Regions from separate parts of the Homo sapiens genome. Here region 1 is linked to region 2. Evidence: chromatin contacts called from ENCODE Hi-C or POLR2A ChIA-PET data. All regions are on one chromosome and are shown on one strand. Each heading gives the region's core, a stretch centred on a gene start or an enhancer-like site at or near the end of the contact. The rest is flanking DNA. Distances are from core to core; before and after follow the strand shown. Region 1 holds the start of ARSG (arylsulfatase G). Region 2 has its middle 130 kb from the start of LINC01482.

Evidence for each region. Hi-C counts contacts between places; a loop is a spot of excess contacts on that map. ChIA-PET counts read pairs that join two places held with the same protein, here RNA polymerase II (POLR2A). Pooled maps may share reads with other maps.
Region 1: a loop to region 2 is called in a pooled map, with 5 times the contacts of the local background. The contact joins the promoter of ARSG here to the enhancer-like site in region 2. A Hi-C loop is called at or near these places in 2 of 37 single-sample maps with no recorded cell type and 5 of 50 pooled maps. POLR2A ChIA-PET finds 5 or more read pairs at or near these places in 2 of 52 experiments (WTC11 and activated CD8-positive, alpha-beta memory T cell).

What each region holds. Positions count from the first base shown.
Region 1 is chr17:68,289,691-68,296,235 of GRCh38, forward strand. It overlaps ARSG (arylsulfatase G), which reads left to right and starts at 1,805. Exons shown (of 12, transcript NM_001267727.2): 1 at 1,805-1,878. It overlaps SLC16A6 (solute carrier family 16 member 6), which reads right to left and starts at 1,437. Exons shown (of 6, transcript NM_004694.5): 1 at 1,396-1,437. RefSeq lists silencers at 1,573-2,262, 1,629-1,803 and an enhancer at 2,663-2,892.
Region 2 is chr17:68,756,840-68,763,653 of GRCh38, forward strand. No RefSeq gene overlaps it. Among named protein-coding and RNA genes, the nearest start is that of LINC01482, 130 kb to the left of the region's middle. Within about 2 kb of position 2,737, at least 34 of the 41 ENCODE cell types and tissues checked have a DNase peak (open chromatin) inside an H3K27ac peak, as active enhancers do.

The DNA.
Region 1 (6,545 bases), core at 555-3,054, 470 kb before region 2:
AATCACTGGCTACAACCGAGTCACCATTTTACAAGACTATGGTGTTGAAACCTGAGCCCCTAATTTAAGTGTCCTCCTCAGGAGTTCCACTGAGGAAAGTCCTTTTTCGGAAACCACAGAAGGAAAACTCAGGGTTAGTGGTACTCATTACACTGGAAGGAGCTTTTCCACTTGGCTGCATTGTTTATTTACACACTGTAAGTTCCTATTTTGGACACTCTTCCCTTAATTATGAGAAGAGGGGTTTCTATTATATCATCTGGCCGGATGTATTGTTGACCCCAAAAATGCCACATAACGGTGCTTGGGACATGGGGAGATGCATGGTTTAGAGATTTCAGCATAAGCACTTGGCATCTTTTTTACAAGCAAGACACCTATCTTACCATGATTTGCAAAAACAATCAGATCACTGAGAAATCTCATTCCCGGGGTAGAAACCATCTCCTGCGAGAAGGAGCTGGCACGGAGTGTCTAACCGTGCAAACAAAACCGGCTTCCAGGTTGACAAGTTGTAATTGCTCTTCCCCAGTTGGCTCCGGGGAGCTTTTTCTAAGACTGACGCCCCCCATGTTTGGTGACATTTTATATACGCCACCTAACAAACTTCTATGACCTGTCTTGCTAGGGTGGGGGGAATAAAAAGAAAAGACGACAACAACCTAGAAGGAAATAACCCATTTCCTCTGCAAAACCATCTTCCCTTGCTACGGAACTGCTTGGCGACACCAGCGCTTTCCTGCGGTTGGCAGCCCGGGAACCTTGAAGTTGCGCGGGACCGGCCGTCAGCCGCTGACAGTTCTGACAGTCCAGGTGGAGGACCCGCGCTCTGCCGGGAAATCCCCGGCTTCCCGCTGGGGACAAACGGTGGCCGCCGCAGGGAGTGCTGTGTTTGGGGGTCGGGGGAGGCAGGGAGCCCCACTTTCCCTCGCGCTGCCTCAGTGCCCGGCCTGCGTGCGCGCGCCAGCCTGGGGTAGGAAGGTACCTCTGACATTTCGCTCCTGCGACGCGCAGGCAACTTCATGCGGAAAATCCGCGGAGGGGCTGAGCCTGGAGCCCCCGACTCTTCCGACGTCCCGGAGCCCCCAACCCGGGGCAGGGGGCACTCAAAGGCCAGGCGTGCCTTTAGGTATCTTCCGGGACCCAACTGTACCAGGGTCACGGACATTCAACTCTCAGCTACCCACACCGGCGCGAGCGCGTCATCCCGGTGGCCCTGGGCATTCCTAACTGTCAGAGCGAATATTTTTGGGAATAACCTCTCCAAAATGTGAAGATGTTCAGTGGTCTCCTCCGCCTCCCATCACAAAAAAAGGCCCCAACACATATTTTTTAAAAAACAACCCACATCCCACAATCAAACTTTTAAACATGTAAAATAATAAACCAACTCACCAAGTTAGAAGGGAAGAGAATAAACCCCCAAAGGCTCCCAATAAGGCGGAGGCTTGGCCTCCCCCTCCTTATAAGCCGCTCGGTAACATGAGAAAAGGATTAACCCCTTAGGGGGCGGGCCCGACTCTAGCGCAAGTTGGCTCGGGCTGGTGAGGCCCGAGCGCCCGGGCCCTCCACCCACTCCCGCGACTCGGGCACCCGAGCCACACCCTCCCCCCGCCCCCCACCCCGGCCGCCTGCGACCCGGGCCGTGCGTGCTGCCGCCCGCGCCCCGGCCCCGCGTCGCTGCCTAGCTCTTATCCTATACCGGCTGCAGCCGGTCTCCGCCGGCCTCGGGGGCGCGCCGCCGCCGACCATGTGCTGCGAGCGCTGAGCGCAGCCAAGGAGGGGGCCTGCCTGGCGCGCGCGCGCCGTCCCACGTGGACCTGAGCCGCGCCGGTCGCGCGCCCGCCAGCCTGCCGCCTGGGCTGGGGGTCACGAAAGGTAACCGCGTCGCGGTCCGGGGCCGGGCCGCCCCCGCCAGCGCCGCCGGGGTCCTTGGCACAACGCCCCGATCTCCCAACCCGGGTGCGCCTCTGCGCGCGTGACCCGCCCAGACCCCGGAGCTTTGCTGCAACGCTAGTAGGAGCGCGAGCGTGCAGGGTGTTGGGGGTGCCTGCATCCTGTCTCGGAGCACCTCGGCCAGGCGCGAGCGCGCGGGTCCCCGTCCCCACCCCCGGGCGCCTTCCCGGCGCGCCCACCGCCCAGTCCCGCCCGCGCCCTGAGGATTTAGGGATTTAGCGGCGAGGGGGAACACGCGCGCGCCGGGGCTGATCCCGCGCGGCGCTCGCGGCTGCGGCGGCTTCGCGCCCGCCCCGGGCAGAACAGGTTCCTTCCAGTTTGGGTGTGAGCTGCGCGCGCGGCGCCTGAGTTCCTCCTGCAGCGCCCACTTCCCCCAGTTTCGTCAACTCGCGCACCCCCACAGTTCCCCTTCCGGCAGTGGGGAGGGAGTGTCGCAGTGGGCCCCAGGGAGCGAGCGGCCGGGCCGCTGCGGGTGCCTTGCTTCCCCCACTTTGCTGCACCGGCAGCAGCGGCAGCAACAGCATCCGCGTTGCGCGAAAGGAATGTGAGCAGCCGGGCTGAGTCAGCATCCCCGGCCCGGGGCGCGCGCGCACCCTCCAGGCAGTGGCGGCGTCGGCACAGGTGCATGGCTCCCATACCCGCGGGGAGCCCTCTGTAAGGGACCTGGAGGTTTAGACAGTCCGTGCCCCTCATCCCGTAGTCCCCGACCCCAAGGTCACCGTGAACTAAGCGGATGATGCACGCGAAATCTCAGGAGCTCCTCATGGGGACAAAGCATGTGTCAGATCCTAGACATTTCAGAGCCTGCGGGGGCGCAAACTTAGCTTCTTGGTCTCTACCTCACATCCCGAGGGCAAATTTGGAAACTGCTCGGAAGCAAAGGCCATGTTATTTGCATTCGTATGCAGACTTTGGCGCCGGCTGCTGCCTTCATTGGGGTTCGGAGAATGTGGTTCTGATGTCAGAAACTCAAGAGAGCCTAGTTTGGGAGTGCATGCACGGAGGGTCGCCACCGGGAGGAGTCGGCGATCTGAATTTTAATAAAAATCCTTCCTTGCTCGCTGAGTTCTCTCACCATTTTGGGATAGGCTCTCCTGAGTTAAATGCCATCCTTTGCCGTTGACAAGTTCTGGTTGTGTAAGTGGGGAGAAGATTCGTTGGTACAGGGTGCCTTGTATGGCCAGTAGTGTACAGCCAAGGGGCCGCTGAGCAGCTTTGCAACCTTGTAGGCGTAATTTAACCTCGTAGAGCGTTAATTTCTCCAGATCTGTAAAATGGGGATGGAGGTGGTATTCCCAGAATTGGAGGGTTTAATTTATGGTACTTGTAAAGTGCGGATCGCAGTGACTGGCATTTGGTAAGGCCTCAGTACCCATTAGCTCTTGCTGCTGTTACGATTTATGCTTTACCAAGGCCAATTAATTGCTGACTCCAACACACTCCCTGTGAGAGAGAGCCCTTTTTTGAGTTGTTCTTCAAAGGATCCATATATAATGATATTTAGAAACTGATTTGAACACTTCATGCTAATGCAGGGCTGCCTGTAAGATAATCTTTGATATTTAGGATCTTACACTTTAATACTTAGGACCTGTTACTGTACTCTATATGGAAATATCATGTGCAATATGACAGCATATTCTGTATGTCTTAGGAACCTAAAGGTGCAGCCAGCCATTTATACCTGAGTGACTCGAAGCAAGTCACATAAAATCTCTGTACTTCAGTCTCTTGATTTAAAAAATGACTCAAATTATACCTAAATCCTCAGGAGTGAATGAATGATTGGAAAAATCACATCTGAATGTTTGAGCAAGTGAAACCTGGCTTTTGGGGAGCATGATTCTAATAATAATAATAATAATAATAATAGATTTTTGTTACTAATGTGTTACTATTCTTATATTTTATTAATATTAATCTTTTTTAAATGTTTGCTTTGTCCTCAACACTGCATTAAGTGCCATACATGTAATGCAATGTTAACCGCATCAGTAACCTTCTGTAGTTGACACTCATTATTCCCATTTTACAGATGAGGAAAGTGGAGGCACTGAGCACTGGAGGGATTGACCTAAGGTTACACCATGTTTATAGATACACACTAGCACTTTTTACCACTAGAGCTCATCCAAAGATGACATTTGCCATCTGTGTTTGAATAATGGAGAGGTAGCTGGAAACCCAACCTACGCACAGCCTTGCTAGTCACAAAAAAGTCACGCAACATGACTTTTGCCCACCCTAGTTAGAGGCTGGCTTCACCTTGTTCCCTCAATCCTAGTGAGACCAAGCGTGAAAACCCCTGCTTTTTTAACTTCTCCAGAGAAAGCACTGCATTGCCATGCTAATCAACGCCCCCTTGCCCCCAAACAAAACTAACTCTGTTTAGTTCTAAATAAGAACAAAAGAACCTTTGGAGTCTGGAGTACAGGACCAGAAAAATCAGGAAATCAAGTGAAGGGCTCAGCTCCCCTCTTAGCCTCTCCTGTTGTGTCTGCCTGATCCCAAGTGGCAGGCAGAGCCCCCTCTCGGCTTTCCTTTACAGTGGGCAAGACCATCATGATGCCCTTAAGAAGACCCCCAACATCTTCTTGGGGAAAAAGTTGGCTCTTCAGAGCTGTCCCCAAGGCTCCCTCTTTTAGCCCTCTTGCATAGGGTCATTTGCATGAGAACAGATTCCTTTGTGTAAAGTTGGCCTGCCTGTTCTCTGTCCACGTTTATAGTCCTTCAAGTCTTCGTGTTGGGTTGCTAGGCAGATATGACCCTGGCTTGCAAATAAGCTCACTGCATTTACCAGCCTGTGAGAACTTCAACTTGGGTAAGTAGACTGAAAGGAATCTGGTCTGGACCTCTGGGAAGAGGGTCCCGCAAGCCTGCTTTTGGGGGCTGACTCTTCAGGGCAGCCATCAAAGGGGGAGAATATGTGAAGGGGGCTTCCATGGGAGGCTTCGATGGCCCACCCACCCTTCCATTCTTCCTCTTCCAGTCTCTGTTCCACCCACCATGCTCCCACCCAGGGGCTTGTGTTCTGGGCAAGTGACTTGTATGCCACTGAAGCAATTTCTTGCTTTAAAACTTTAATATCTGCTTCTCCAATTGGCCAGGAACTTCACACACTCTGCCATCTAGCAACAGTGAACCGATGGTACAGGTAGTTCTGCTAGGTTTATTTTGTGATTTGGGTTCCTCCCCCGCAGCACCCCGCCAAATTTCACAGTTTGTAGGAAGGCAGGGCCCTTCAAACTGGGAAACACACACTTCTGGGAGAATTTAAAGATTTGCCAAGGGGTTCTGAGGCACAGATAGTGATGACGATGATAATAATAATACTACAGAGTTGTGTGCATGGCTTAGTACAGTTGCTAAGTTAACTGAATTAACACGTGCAAGGGGCTTAGCACTGGGATTGGCTCATGGTCAGGTTCCCTAACTCTTGGCTGCGACTCTTTCAACCTGTGAGTCCTGGGGGATTGAGGAGGATGGCGATCAGGGAAGCCTTCAACTGGCAGAGAGGACCTTGGGAGAACTGGCAAGGGGTGCTGAGCCAAGGGAGAGGTGAACAGCATGAGAAGAAGGTAGGAGGTAGGTGAGGCCATTCTGTATTTGGGGACAGTGAGGTCACCTTCCCACTCGTGTGTGTGGGCGGCCGATGATTGATTTCTGTCATACCTGTTACCATTTGGTGCAGTATCGATGTATCGTTGGTGTCTGTCATTAACTCTGAAGTAACTTTTACTTGATCAGTACTGAATTTCATTCCTAGGCTTCTCAGTCTTCATAGTTGACTGCTCCTGTAGTTTTGCCATTTATTACTGCTTAAAAATTAAAAAAAAAAATAGAGAACATAGCCTCCGGGAGGCTTCTATAAATTATCTCAAGCCTGTTGCAAAAGTCCTAGAAAACAAACCCAGGCTGAGTGTGATAATCCTAGTGCTTTTGGCATGAAGGCAGGAGGATTGCTTGAAGACCAAACGTTTGAGACCAGCCTGGGCAACACGGCAAGACACCACATCTAAGACAAATTTTTTTTTTTTTTTTTTTTTTTTTTGAGATGGAGTCTTCCTCTGTTGCCCAGGCTGGAGTGCAGTGGCGCGATCTTGGCTCACTGCAACCTCTGCCTCCCGGGTTCAAGCAATTCTCCTGCCTCAGCCTCCCAAGTAGCTGGGACTACAGGTGTGTGCCACCATGCCTGGCTAATTTTTGTACTTTTAGTAGAGACAGGGTTTTACCATGTTGGCCAGGCTGGTCTCGAACTCCTGGCCTCAGGTGATCCACCCACCTCAGCCTCCCACAGTGCTGGGATTATAGGCATGAGCCACTGCTCCGGCCTAAAAAATATATATTTTTAAAAAATTAGCTGGGTGTGGTGGTGCTGTCACACCACTGCACTTCAGCCTGGGCAACAGAGTAAGACCCTGTCTCAAACCAACCAACCAACTCCAAATCTCAGAACAAAATTATTTAAATCACATTACATTTAGGAGTGAATGCACGTCACATTAAACTGTGTGACACAGTTGTGGGTCGTGGGATCTCATTGGCAATATTGGGAAGGGCTGTGTGTGGGACCAGTGGATTTTGCCCCG
Region 2 (6,814 bases), core at 1,487-3,986:
TTAGTTGGATTCTGTCTTCTTAAAATCTTCACTAAGGAGCCTCTTTTATTTACTTTGGATCCTGAGCTTTAGGAAGGAAGAAACATTTGAGTAGGATTGTTTCTAGATGTAGATGTTACTGGTCCTGTAAGTGGCTTGGCTTTGTTTTGTTTCATTTTCTGGGATTTGGGGAGAGTCGGTTGATTATAAAGAAAATATATTTGATCAATAGAAATCACATTTCTAACAGAAAAGAGGCCGATTCTATCAGGTCTCCTTGCCCTTTTGGGCTTAACTCTTATAATTATTTAAAGAAAACTAAGATTATTATCCTGATAAAAAAAGTTTGCAAGGGCCACAAACTGAAGACCAGTCTTATCGATGGTCCCCAAGCTCACAAAGAAGCCAGAGGAAATTACTCAGCGTGGGATGACCACCGTTGCCCAGTAGTTTTATTCCTTCTAAGTCAATGTTTTTCTGAGATGATCCAGAGTTTGAAAACTAACATACAGTTATATTCAACAACAAATTCCTGGCCATGTAGGGTCATTGTTATAAGGTCTCTGACCCCTAAAACACTTCAAACAAAGTCCATACCTCTTTCTAGCTCCTATGGGTATGAAAGACCACCAGGAGTAGTGTGAGAAACGTTAGTGGGTACAAAGCTACCCACTCTCTTGGACAAATAAAAGGGATGAAGGGTGTGTTCCTCTGTGAGAATGAGGGCTTTTATCATTGTGGAGAAAAGTCATTGCCTGGAGTTGGCTTTCATTTGGGGCTAGATTAAAAAAAGAAAAGCTCAGTGTCACTGATCATTAGAGTAATGCAAATCAAAACCACAATGAGATACCCCTTCACACCAGTCAGAATGGCAATTATTAAAAAGTCAAGAAACAACAGATGCTGGTGAGGTTGCAGAGAAATAGGAGCGCGTTTACACTGTTGGTGGGAATGTAAATTAGTTCAACCATTGTGAAACAGTGTGGCGATTCCTCGAAGATCTAGAACGAGAAATACCATTTGACCCAGCAATCCCATTACTGGGTATATACTCAAAAAATATAAATCGTTCTATTACAAAGATGCATGCATGCATATGTTTATTGTAGCACTATTCACAATAGCAAAGACATGGAATCAACCCAAGTGCTCATCAATGATAGACTGGATAAAGAAAATGTGGTATGTATACACCATGGAATACTATGCAGCCATGAAAAGGAACAAGATCATGTCCTTTGCAGGGACATGGATGGAGCTGGAAGTCATTATCCTCAGCAAACTAATGTAGGAACAGAAAACCAAACACCACATGTTCTCACTCATAAGTGGGAGCTGAACAATGAGAACAGATGGACACAGGGAGCAGAACAACACACACTGGGGCCTGTCAGGGAGTGGGATGTGGGGAGGGAGAGCATTAGGAAAAATAGCTCATGCATGCTGGGCTTAATACCCAGATGATGTGTTGACAGGTGCAGCAAACCACCATGGCACTTGTTTACCTATGTAACAAACCTGCACATCCTGCACATATACCCTAGAATTTAAAATGAAAATTAAAAAAAAGTAAAAAATGTAGTGGATTTTTAGGAATATCCCAGTAATCAAGTCACCTTTCAAGAATTAAGGGAATGAAAATGGCTGGAGGACATTTCCAAAGGATTAGGAGTGGGAGTCACCTGTTGATGCCAAGGCTGGAACAGCTGGAGGGGCCTCAAGGGGACCTTGGGAGATGCCTGTGTGCTTAGGAAGGGAAGGGCCTATCCAAAGTCCAAGAGAGTGCTATTTAACCCACGTAAGCTGATCTCTGCTCCTTAATTTCAGGATTAGAAAACTGCTATGGGATTTGGCTTTTGTCAACCATTGGGATGCTTTGGGAAGCCACAGAAATCCAACTATCTCTAAGACTAATTCTGTGAACTCTGAAATTCCTCTGCATAGTAAGGTGGACTATTGGAGGGGAGGGGTGGTCACTGTCTACACACCTAACTTTATGTTATAAAAAAATTCTAATTTTATTCAGCATTTCCAAAAGGGTGCTACAGGGAATGTTACTGATGTTAAATTAAAGAGTACAGTGCAAAAAAAATGATCTCTGTTCAAGTAAATTAAGAAATTATGTGATTAAATAGAATTACATTTTTTATTTTGGATAGGATTTCTCAGGGCTTTCCACCTGCTATTCTGAATTATGTATCTTTAAGAGGGAGACTGTGTGTATATTGTAAAAGTCAGATTCTAATGTAAAAGATTCTAATTTCGGGTCATGGCAGTAACACTGCACCATTGGCACATGGTTTAAAACTGCAGGAACACAGACATTGATCTGTGTGCTTATGTAAATGTGTACACTCTAAAAAATAAACAAGCAAATACTATATGTATACGGTGAAGGTCAGCAGTGGCGGGGAAAAGGGAAGACTTTCGTGGGAGAGATTTAGGGAGGTTAGCACCTTTAACTGAAGGTAAGAGTCCTTCATTCTAATTCTGAATCACTGCGTTACGTTCAGCATATCTGGTCCTGTTTCCCCACATGCAAAGCAGAAATTTAAAAAGTAAAGACATCTCAAACTTATCTTGCAAAACAATACAGGGATTAAACAAGCCTGTACCATTAAACTGTTTTGCACTCTGTGGTCAAGGACATGGCCTAATGGCAGGTTATGGTCCTGGCCACCAGCAGGATTAACCAAGGGGTTTGCAGAGCAGGCACAGGCAGTGTCTGTCTCTCCAGGACCGCGGGTAGGGCAGCTGACATCCTGGGGTCAGGGTGAGTCATGCCCTGTGTGCATGAACATGCAGGCATGCGTGCAGCACCCTCGGGCTCCAGGGGCTTAAATTTCCAAAAGACAACCCTGAAAACTTGAAAAGTAAGAAAATCTAGAACAATGAGTAGGTGGCCTAGCTTTTGTGGCAGGCAGAAACAAGACAAAATGGCGAGTTAACCATATTCCTATTATGTGGGGGATTTTGTAGGACTGTCCGAGTGACTATTTGCTTAGAGTAGGTTAAATCCTACCAAAGAAATGGGGCTCCCAAGAAAGCATTCATTCCCAAAGTGAATTTTCCTGTTGATAGTGTTGGATATGTTTGCAGTATTCACGGTCCAAATTTTATGCTTTCTCTTTCCCATTGCTGAGTCACTGGGCTGTCTTGAAATCTGAGGGGAAAAGTCTGTGAGGCGTGGCCGGCAACTAGGAAGCCTGGCTCTTTCTAGTAGAGCATGAACGCCACCTTGAGTTGTGTGTGAGCACTGCCGAGCCCTACTTGACATGATCAGCAGTTCCGAGGGATGGAGCAAATGGGACTGGTTCCCTTTTGCAACAAAAAGCAGCACTATCAGGCCTGGGTTGTGTCTTGACACCCGGAATTATTTTTTAGCAAAATGTAATAAATCAATCAGAGTTCCCCAGAGAAACAGAACCAAGAGCATATGCGTGCATAAGATGGAGAAATTTATTTTAAGGAATTGGCTGGTGCAAATGTAGGGGCTGGAAAGTTGGAAATTTGTAGGACAAGCCGCAGGCTGCAAACTCAGGCAGGAGTTGATGTTGCCATCTTGAGGCAAAATTTCTTCCCTGGGAAGTCTCAGTTTTTTTCTCTTTAGGCCTCCAATTGATTGAATGAGGTCGACAAATTTTATCTAGGATAGTCTCCTTTACTTTAAGTCAGCTGATTTTGGATGTTAATCATATCTGCAAAATACGTTCACCGCAACATCTAGACCAGTGTTTGGTTAAATAACTGGTACTAGCCCAAGTCGACACATAAACCATCACTCTTGGCCGGGCGTGGTGGCTCAGGCCTGTAATCCCAGCACTTTGGGAGGCCGAGGCAGGCGGATCACGAGGTCAGGAGATTGAGACCACCTGGTAACACGGTGAAACCCCCGTCTCTACTAAAAATGCAAAAAATTAGCTGGGTGTGGTGGCGGGCTCCTGTAGTCCCAGCTACTCGGGAGGCTGAGGCAGGAGAATGGCGTGAACCCGGGAGGCGGAGCTTGCAGTGAGCCGAGATTGTGCCACGGCACTCCAGCCTGGGCGACAGAGCGAGACTCCGTCTCAAAAACAAACAAACAAACAAACAAACAAACAAACAAAACCTAACCATAACTGATAGCAACATTAGCATAGGTGAAAAATATATTTTTGAACATTAACAGATATAAATAATTTTTCATTTGATTCATTAATATGGATTCAACAACACTTCAGGTTGGACCAGGTGCATTACCATTTCTAGTTATATTCCTTGTAACATTGGGTTAGATTCTGATGTGTTGCTACCAGCCTACCATATGCATTGTATGACTTCCCCCAGTACCATCATAACGAAGACATGTAGAATACGTTTCATAGTAAATAGGGTGTTTTCCCAGGGTTGCTGTTGTTGCTATTGCAGGATATTCGCCTGCAAGTGTTTGCAATTCTCTAATCAGAACTCTTTGCCATGCAAGGTAAGGCAAAGTTTAAAAGGCTGGTCAGAGCTCCTTCCCAGGAGTGACACCCTTTGTCCTTTGACATTGGTATTTTTCTGTCCAGTACTTCTGGCAGAAGTTAGAAGCAGGAATGGGTAGTCCGGATAGCTCTCCTATTTGAATCTGTTTTTTAAAAAAAAGACTCCACAAGACTCCACACTATTTTGATATTTTGATGAATTTTCTGGGGTTTCACCTCGTGTAATTTTTTTTTTTTTTTTTTGAGACACGATCTTGCTCTGTTGTTCAGGCTGGAGTGCAATGGCATGATTACAGCTCACTGTAACCTCAAACACCTGGGTAGCTCCTGGGTTCAAGGGATCCTCCTACCATGGTTTCCTAAAGCACTGGGATTACAGGCATGAGCCACGAGGCCCACAGGCCCAGTCCTTCATGTGACTTTTGAAGGAGGCATCTGTGGTCTTCAAACACCAAGAATCTCTCCTTTATAGACACTCAGAAAGCACGGAAGAGGAGGATAAGAAATGGCCAAGTCTCTTGGTGTTTGCTCTTGCTGGAAAGAAAAAGGGGGAAATTGGATTTCTCTGGGATTCTCTGTTCAAATGGCAAAGGAGGAAAAAATCCCAGAGAGTCTGCTAAGGAAGGAAGTAGAAGCTACGTCATCTCTATAGACAGCAGAGAGGACATATTTATTGGTGTGTATCTCTAGTTTCTGCAACTCATCCAGCCAGATATTTCAATATTTCCCTAACTCCAACTGTTCACTGTCCATTTCCATTGCTATTGAATGTGCTAGGTATATTTTCCTAATATAAACACAAAATTTAAAAAATTATCCTATGTACCATGTGACATAGTCTTGCATATTATAGTGGTTCACATCATAACTCATCTGTTTGAAAAACTCTAATCAGATGCATACGGTTAATTCAAAATGTGCTGTGTGTAGAACTGCTATATAATTGATGAGCATTAGAATGATGTGACACTCTACAATTCTCTTTTCTCTTAGGTTTTTAAGATTATTAAGATTAATGTCATTCAATAGGTCTGAGTTTGCATGTGTAGCAAAGACTTGTTCTCCTTAAGGCAGCAGTGGCTTGCAAACTTTTTGAAATGCCTGTAGTAACACATTTATTTTATTTATTCACAAATGCATACATATTCACAGACGTAATATAATGAAAGTCTCATTAAAACTAGAATGTAATTTTTTTTTGAGGCAAAGTCTTACTCTCACTCTATTGCCCAGGCTGGAGTGCAGTGGTACAGTCACAACCCACTGCAGCCTCAACCTCCCAAGCTCAAGCAATCCTCCTGCCTCAGTCTCCTGAGTAGCTGGGAATACAGGCATGCACCACCATGCCTGGCTAATTTTTTAATTTGTTATTGTTTGTAGAGACAGAGTCTCGCTATATTGCCCAGGCTGGTCTCAAACTCCTGGACACAAGCGATCCTCCTGCCTTAACCTCCCAAAGTGCTGGATTTACAGGTGTGAGCCACCATGCCTGCCCCAGAATGTAAAATGTTTCATAAATAATAATTGGTTTTTATATCAATTGCATCTTGGAATGATAAAATTTTGGACATATGGGAAAAATAAAATGTTATTAAAATCAATTTTACCTGTTTCTTATTTATTTATTTATTTTTTAAGAGACAGGGTCTTGCTCTGTTACCCAAGCTGGAGTGCAGTGGCACAATCAGCTCACTGCAACCTTGATCTGGGCCCAAGCAATCCTCCCCTAGTTCAGCCTCCCGAGTAGCTGGGACTACAGGGGCACTCCACCATGCCTGGGTAATTTTTTAAATTTTTTGTAGAGATGGGGTCTTGCTATGCTGCCCAGGCTGGTCTTGAACTCCTGGCCTCAAACGATTTTCCTGCTTTGGTCTCCCAAAGTGCTGGCATTACAGGCATGAGCCACTGTGCCCTGCCCTTTAAAACATTTTTTGAATGAGACTACTAGAAAATTAAGAATTACAAATGTGCTCACATTATATTCTTATTGGGTAACACTGCTGTCCAATATGTAAAAATGAAGCCTGGAAGTTCTGCAGGCATTTCACTGTCACGGGGAGTGTTTGTTACCCTGAACATGGAATGGATACGGAGTGGAGGACAAAGCTGATGGAACTGTGGAGGAATGGAAGCAGAGCCATGTTCCAACTGTACCTGAAACATTTCATACCTCAAGTCGTAAGAACAAATAAATATGATTTATTGTTGCAGCTGGATCTCCTGCTACACAACAGGAAAATCCTAACTGATGCTGGGTCACAGAATACATCCTGGCTCATCATTTCAGACTTCTACTCAAGAGCTTTTATGATGCTGCTCTGTCGACTCCCATAAGACCTCCCAAACCCAGGCTCCAGGCTGACATCTCACAGTTC